Regions from separate parts of the Homo sapiens genome. Here all the other regions are linked to region 1. Evidence: chromatin loops called from intact Hi-C (ENCODE). Cell type or tissue: psoas muscle. All regions are shown on one strand.

Region 1 (2,500 bases):
TGGTCTCGATCTCCTGACCTCGTGATCTTCCCGCCTCGGCCTCCCAAAGGGCTGGGATTACAGGCGTGAGCCATCGCCCCTGGCCCAGCCATTCTATTTCTAATAAAGAACCCAAGAAAATAATCTACAGTTATCTACAAGGAGGCCCTGCATGATATGGTATTTGCCCACACACAGTGGAACCAACAAAACCAGGCAACCACATGCAATGATGAAGTAGCTATCATGTAACAGGAGGGAAAGAAGTTCACACATATAATTAAGTGGATAAAATCATATTAGAAAACAATGGGCTGGGCACTGTGGCTCACACCTGTAAATTCAGCACTTTGGGAGGCCAAGGTGGGAAGATCGCTTGAGCCTAGGAGCTCAAGGCCAGCCTGCGCAACATGTTGCAACCTCATCTCTACAAATAATACAAAAATTCGCCAGGCATGGTGGCGTCTGCCTGCAGTACCAACTACTTGGGAGGCTGAGGTGGGAGGATTACCTGAGCCTGAGTAGGTTGAGGCTTCAGTGACCTGTGATTGCGCCACTACACTCCAGCCCGGGGTGACAGTGTTAGACCCTGTCTCAAAAAATAAAATAACATAAATAAGAAAAAAAAATGGCATGTGCTTGTGGCATGTGGTTTCTTTCCTTTGAGTCTATGTGCCTAGAAAAAAATAGGAGAAGGATATACACCAAAATATTAACACAAGTATTCTATGTGGGTCATGGGATTGTAAATAATTCTCCTACTCTTAGTCTATTATTTCTAACATTCCTAGAATATCCATGGTTACTTTTGTAATAAAATTTTTTTAAAAACTCCCGAGATGTAGCATTAAATTATTTGTGCTTGCTTTTCTGATTTGTTTCTACCTCCAAAAAAAAAAAACCACTTAGCATTGAAATAACTACTGATAAATTTGAAACAACAGGAGAAAAACAGGAGATTTGATTTGAGAGTTTTAAAAATGGGAAGAACAATAAAATCATATCTACATGCGTGGCCTCTTCATTCCTCGTCATTTGGCCATCATTCTGTTTCCTCACGTTGATTACGTTTCGAGTTGCACCACAAGGGGGTGCCCTGAACCTAGCGAGTATGATACAGTCTCCAGCATAATCAAAGGAGGCAGCTGAAATCCCAAATTCAAGAGGAAACAAGACACAGGTCAACTGATTGCTTTTGGTCCATCTTCATCCTCTCCAAATGCCCCCAAATGGCCCTGGTTCAAACTCGGGCTGAATGTAACCAGTCTGTGAAAAAACTGTAATGGGCTGACTGCTTGCATAGTTAAAGCCCACGATAGAAGGGAGAGGCTTGATTGCTGCAAGTCTAAGAGATTTCATAAAGTTACCACTGAGGAATAAAAAATTAGTAGCCTCATGACACAAAACTAAAGAATATAACAAGACCAAACGTTGGGAAATAGTCTTGAAAGTAATTCTATCTTGGCCGGGCGTGACAGGATCCCAGCACTTTGGGAGGCAAAGGTGGGTGGATCACTTGAGGTCAGGAGTTCAAGACCAGCCTGGCCAACATGGTGAAACCCCATCTCTACTAAAAGTACAAAGAATTAGCCGGGTATGGTGGCGTGTGCCTGTAATCCCAGCTACTCGGGAAGCTGAGGCACAAGAATCGCTTGAACCCGGGAGGTAGAGGTTGCAGTGATCCCAGATTGTGCCACTGTACTCCGGCCTGGGCGACAGAGTAAGAGTCTGTCTCAAAAAAAAAAAAAAAAAAAAAAAAGTAATTATATCCTAAAGATACACAGTCTGTCAGTAACTGGGGGAGCAAAGTAATTTCTGATTATTTGGGTTAAAAAAAAAGAGCTACTAAATTGAGAAATCTAATTGTAATATAATTCCTTTTCTAACTGTTTAAAATACTTAAAGATGGAATAAAATTACGTAGCCTTGTGAGACTTTATAAGTCACACTAAGAATTATAGTTGATATAACAATAATAAAATATAAAGCCTCAAAGACCTTCAAGGGTAAATAAACTAAAAAGCAGCAACATTTAACAAAAAAGAGTTCAGGGTGATATCCCAACAGCTTCTAATTCTAAGAATTTCTAATTTCCTAAGGAATCTTAGAATCTAAAGTAATCCTATAGTGAATATAGGATAGTGGTTGAAAGTATAATTTCTGGAAAGAGAAAGAACTGGGCGTAAGCTTCATTTTCAACACTTACTATCTGTGAGACTTTGGGCATATTACCTTAGGCATGTTTCATGTACACTTTCTTCATTCATGACATAGTAATAATGATGTTTATATTATACTTTGTTGTATGAAATAACTTGAGAAAAATGCTAAAGCCAATATCTGACATACAGTAATGCAGATTTATGAGCAATTTGAAATAATTAATATTCTCATCAAATGAAAGCTAAGTCAGGCATGGTGGCTCATGCCTGTAATCCCGACACTTTGGGAGGCCGAGGCGGGCAGATCACTTGAGGCCAGGAGTTGGAGACCAGCCTGGCCAACATGCTGAGACTCCGTA
Region 2 (2,500 bases), 370 kb after region 1:
TTCATGGCTTCCATTTTACTCAAGAGAAATAAGAAACAAGAGGCGAAGTGACTTTCCCAAAGTCAAGAATAGACTGGGGACCAGGATTCAGAGTTTGCAAATCACTGTCCTGTGCTGAGCATGTTCAGCCATACGCTTAACCTTGCCAAAAAAATAAGGGCTCCATTTTTACTGTTTAACTAATTAGAATCAAGACACATCAGGCAGGCAGGCAGCACCTGGTTCATAACACAGTGACATTATTTTATTGCTGTTTCAATCTAAAAACTTAATGTGCTTCCAAACTTCTCAATGCTTTTATGAGACAGTCCCTGGATTGCCGCTTCAACCTGTATCTATTCCCGGGTATCTTACATTTGCAAAATTGCACTGAGAAAATATTACTTAGGAAATAATGAAAACTCAAGTAGGAAGGAAAAATGCTCTCTTAATAATGAGGAAGCCATTTGCCCTAATTTCGTTATATATAGACACAACACACACACTCACACACACACACACACACACACACACACACAGGCCATAATTGGCTGTAATGGAATTGATAAAGTAGGAAATTTGCTTTGAGGGGTTTTTACCCCAAATCCTGCAATTATGAACATGTCAGGTTTCCTAAGCAGTGGTTTTTCCAGAAAGGATTCTATTGTGTTTCTTTTTCCCATTTACCAATTTGATTAGCTTTTTGCCTAAAAGCTAAGAGCAGCATTCTAATTACTCCAGAGCACAGGGGACTTGGTCTTCTGTTATTTTGTAGGATCTTCCAGGAGACCATGATCTCCCCGAGGAACAGAGCCACCCCTGTACTCCTAGTTCCCAGGGCAATGCTTGGCACACGGCAAGTGCTAAACAAAAATGAATCTGAGTGTGAATCTGTTCTCTGCTATTACCAATGCTGCTCTTGGGCTCTTTTAAATTTTAATAACATGGATTGGAGGCAACACTTTAAAAGACACGGAAAAGCAAGTTTTTTTAATTTTTATTTTACAGCTCAGGGTAAGGGTATTACATAATTGTAAATAATGCATTCATATTTCAGATCTTGAAACCAGTGAAAAACAGCCATTTCAGACAAGAAAATAAATGATGACATGCTCCCAGCAAAATTGAATCCTGTATTGGTTATGAAGAGAAAATCCAACCTACGCTTAACAATGCTTCCATATTCACTAAAAGTTTCTACAGTTTTAAAGTTTGAAATGTTGCCCAAGGGTTTTAATGAAGCTCCGGTTCAAGGACAGAAAAGTTGTATGGTTCGGATTTGACTTTGGTCAAGATGAAATGGTTTGTGCACACAGCTTCCTACTGCCCCCTGGTGGGATGATGCTGAACTATGCTCAGAAACCTTCCATCAACCTTAGGGTCAATCCCAGACATGATCTTGGCTTCCACAGCGACACCTTCAAAAAAGGCTGCTGAGTTTAAAGTTAAAACTCTCCTTGACTTTCTGTCCCATTTCTCCAAAGCTTGACCTGGGTAGTAGAAAGAAAGGGCAACTGCTTAAAAGGGCGATGTTAGGACTCCATCCGGAGAACCCAACGATCACGATAGTCCCATGGATAAGGTGGTGTTGGGCTGTGGGACTGTCCTGAGACCTAAAATCAGCACAAAGGAGATTTCCACTACATCAGATGTCCCTGGTCCTCAGCTACCTAATCCCCATCCCTCAAACTCCCACATATCCACACCCCAACCCAAGTGTAATATGCCAACTAAAAGACCATTGAGGTCATGTTCAGCTTCAATAGTCATCAACTTATGGTGTAGAAACCAAGAAAGGCTTGTCAATGGGAGGGTTTTTCTAAGCCAGGTCAGGAACACAGCACAGTCATGACCAGGTTAGACCAAAGACGACTCTAAATCATTCACATTCTCCTCTTTCCCTCTAGGGATCCCCAGATCTGCTCACAAGCTAGAGTAGTCGCTAAGCCTTGGTACTTGCTATCCCATCCACTGCATCAGGAGAAATGCGAAGGCCTGTAACCTCAGGACAGTTTCTCTGTTCTCTTGAATGTTTAGGAGCCTGAGCTGAGACTTAGGCACACCGGGAAGACTCATCCCAATTCACATCTCTTACAAAAGGTGGACTACAGACTGGGTGCGGTTGCTCATGCCTGTAATCCCAGCACTTTGGGAGGCTGAGGTGGGTGGATAACTTGAGGTCTGGAGTTCAAGACCAGCCTGGCCAAAATGGTGAAACCCCGTTTTCTGCTAAAAATCCAAATGTATTTTTGATGAAAACACAAAAATTAGCTGGGTGTGGTAGCATGCACTTGTAATTTCAGCTACTTGGGAGGCTAAGGTAGGAGAATCACTTGAACCCAGGAGGCGAAGGTTGCAGTGAGCTGAGATCATGCCACTGCACTCCAGTCTAGGCAACAGAATGAGACTCTGTCTCAAAAAAAAAAAAAAAAAAAAGCTGGGCTATGGAGAGCCAAACTCTTGGACTCTGGGAAATCTGAAAGAGTTGGATAATCTCCTGGATATCTTCCATGGAGCTTCT
Region 3 (2,500 bases), 120 kb after region 1:
CAGGATCTATATGTATATATACATACACAAACTCATATATATTCATTCTTATATATTCATATATATGAATATTGTATACATTCATAGATGTGTATATATAGTCCTATATATACACACAAACACACATATATATTCATTCGTATGTATTCATACATATGAATATTCTACACATTCATAGATGTGTATATATATATATATATTCCTGTATATATGTGAATATTCTACACAGCCATAAAAAAGAATGAAACACGTCTTTTGTAGTAACATGGTTGGAGCTGGAGGCCATTATCCTAAGTGAACTAGCTCAGAAACAAAAAAAACAAATACTGCATATTCTCACTTATTAAGCGGGAGTTAAACAATTGGTATATATGAACATAAAGATGGAAATAATGGACCCTGGGGACTGCAAAAGGAGGGAGGGTGGGAAGGGGGTGAGGGTTGAAAAATTACCTATGGGTTATGATGTTCACTAGTTGAATAATGGGTGCACTAGAAGCCCAGTCCCCACCAGTAGGCAATGTACCCATGAAACAAACATGCACATGTACCCCCTGAATCTAAAAGAAAATAAAATAAAATTTAAGAAACATTTCATCAGTGACTCAAAACCTATTTGGAGTTTTGGCACCATGTTTGAGTTCAAAACTCTTTTCTACCCTAAAATTGCAGCTTTGTGATTCATATTTGAAACTAAAACTTTGAATGAAATAAATATTTGCTTTCAATTGCAACAATAAAAAAATTGTCAAGTGGGACCTAATTAAACTGAAGAGCTTCTGTACACCAAAAGAAACCATCAACAGAGCAAACAACCTACAGAATGGGAGAAAATATTCACAAAGAATGCATCCAACAAAGGTCTAATGTCCAGAATATGTAAAGAACTTAAATCAACAAGCAAAAAACAACCCCATTAAAAAGTGGACAAAAGACATAAACAGACAATTCTGAAAAGAAGACATACAAGAAGCCAACAAACATATGAAAAAATGCTCCACGTCACTAATCATCAGAGATATGCAAATCAAAACCACAATGAGATACCATCTCACACCGGTCAGAATGGTTGTTATTAAAAAGTCAAAAAATAACATGCTGGTGAGGCTGTGGAGGAAAGGGAGTGCTTATACATTGCTGGTGGGAGTGAAATTAGTTCAGCCACCGTGGAAGGCAGTGTGGAGATTTCTCAAAGAGCTTAAAACAGAACTACCATTTGACTCAGTAATGCCATTATTGGGTATATACCCAAGGGAATATAGATCATTATACCGAGAAGACACATGCACTTCTATGTTCATCACCGTGCTATCCACAAAGACATGGAATCAACCTAGGTGTCCGTCAATGGTGGACTGGATAAAGAAAATGTGGTACATGTTCACCATGGAATTCTATAAAGCCATAAAAAAGAATGAAATCATTTCTTTGGCAGCAACATGGATGGAGCTGAATACCATTTTCCTAGCAAATTAATGCAGAAATAGAAAACCCAATACCACATGTTCTCACTTACAAGTGGGGGCTAAACATGGAGCACACATGGATGTAAACATGGGAACAAAATACACTGGGGACTACTAGAGTGGGGATGGAGGTGGGATGTGGGTTAAAAAACTACCTATTGGGTACTATGCTCATTATCTGGATCCAGTATACCCATGCAACAATCCTATACATGTACCTCCTATATCTAAAAATAAAAGCAGAAATTTAAAACAAATAAATAAATATTTGCTTTTCTCCTTATAGATCTACCCTTGGGATAAGGTAACTCAACCTTTTCCCAGTGCCCCCAAACAGTGCTGGGAATGAGAGTCCTCAATGCAGCCTAATTCATGGGACCACAGACATCATCTGTCATAGAATGAGTTCAGGCTCAGCAGCTCAGATGCCAAAATCCCTCTAGAATCCCCCTCGATGAGCCTACTCAATACTTCATTAAGAGCCTTCTCCCAGGAGTGTGGAACCTGAATAATTCTGAATAGTCTGACATGGAAAAACTGGAAAAATTGTTAAGAAAACCCTGGAATGAAGAGAGTGTTTTCCCCAGCTAGAAACACTGTGGCTAAAAATAGCACAATGAAAAACATATTTGTCTCTTACATACAATGGATGTAGGATATAATTATGGGCTGTGTTTCTGTCTGGGATAGAGGCAAGGGAGGAAGTGCCAACGTCTAGAATACAGAAGGAATAAAGGACAGTATATTCGACTCCTAGGCTCCTTCTGCACCCTGTAGCAACCACAGCCCCTTGGTGACTTGGGTTCTCACTCCGAAAATACCTGTAACATTAAAATCCGACTCTACTTGTATGGCCAAGAAAAATTTCAGGCAGGTAGAATTTAAAATTTTAAGTCTGTGCAGTACTGGAGCTCCTATCAGTAGGTACCAGTAAAAAGTAAATTAATATCACTTCTGTAGCCTGTCTAGAAAAAAGTGGCAAAAGCATAATTAATATAAAAATATAAATACCCTGGCTCCTTTGGCATACTTAA

Evidence for each region. Hi-C counts contacts between places; a loop is a spot of excess contacts. Peaks named below come from ENCODE experiments on the same cell type or tissue, not always from the same donor. Only the 100,000 strongest peaks of a DNase experiment are listed, where the experiment ranks them.
Region 2: a loop joins it to region 1, with 6 times the contacts of the local background. A loop is called at or near these places in 73 of 110 quality-filtered maps.
Region 3: it touches region 1 in a loop (2.6-fold over the local background); 9 of 110 quality-filtered maps call a loop at or near these places.

Annotation. Positions count from the first base shown.
Region 1 is chr10:24,359,279-24,361,778 of GRCh38, reverse strand. The region is part of intron 2 of KIAA1217; the gene reads right to left. Among named protein-coding and RNA genes, the nearest start is that of MIR603, 85 kb to the right of the region's middle. RefSeq lists enhancers at 1,101-1,160, 1,191-1,270. In psoas muscle, a CTCF peak has its summit at 1,047 (motif pointing right); a DNase peak (open chromatin) is centred at 1,068; H3K27ac peaks cover 614 bases.
Region 2 is chr10:23,993,469-23,995,968 of GRCh38, reverse strand. It overlaps a transcript of KIAA1217 not described here. Among named protein-coding and RNA genes, the nearest start is that of KIAA1217, 210 kb to the left of the region's middle. In psoas muscle, a CTCF peak has its summit at 1,314 (motif pointing left); a DNase peak (open chromatin) is centred at 1,308.
Region 3 is chr10:24,241,344-24,243,843 of GRCh38, reverse strand. The region is part of intron 2 of KIAA1217; the gene reads right to left. Among named protein-coding and RNA genes, the nearest start is that of MIR603, 33 kb to the left of the region's middle. In psoas muscle, no CTCF peak of the experiment used is centred here; no DNase peak of the experiment used is centred here; H3K27ac peaks cover 1,196 bases.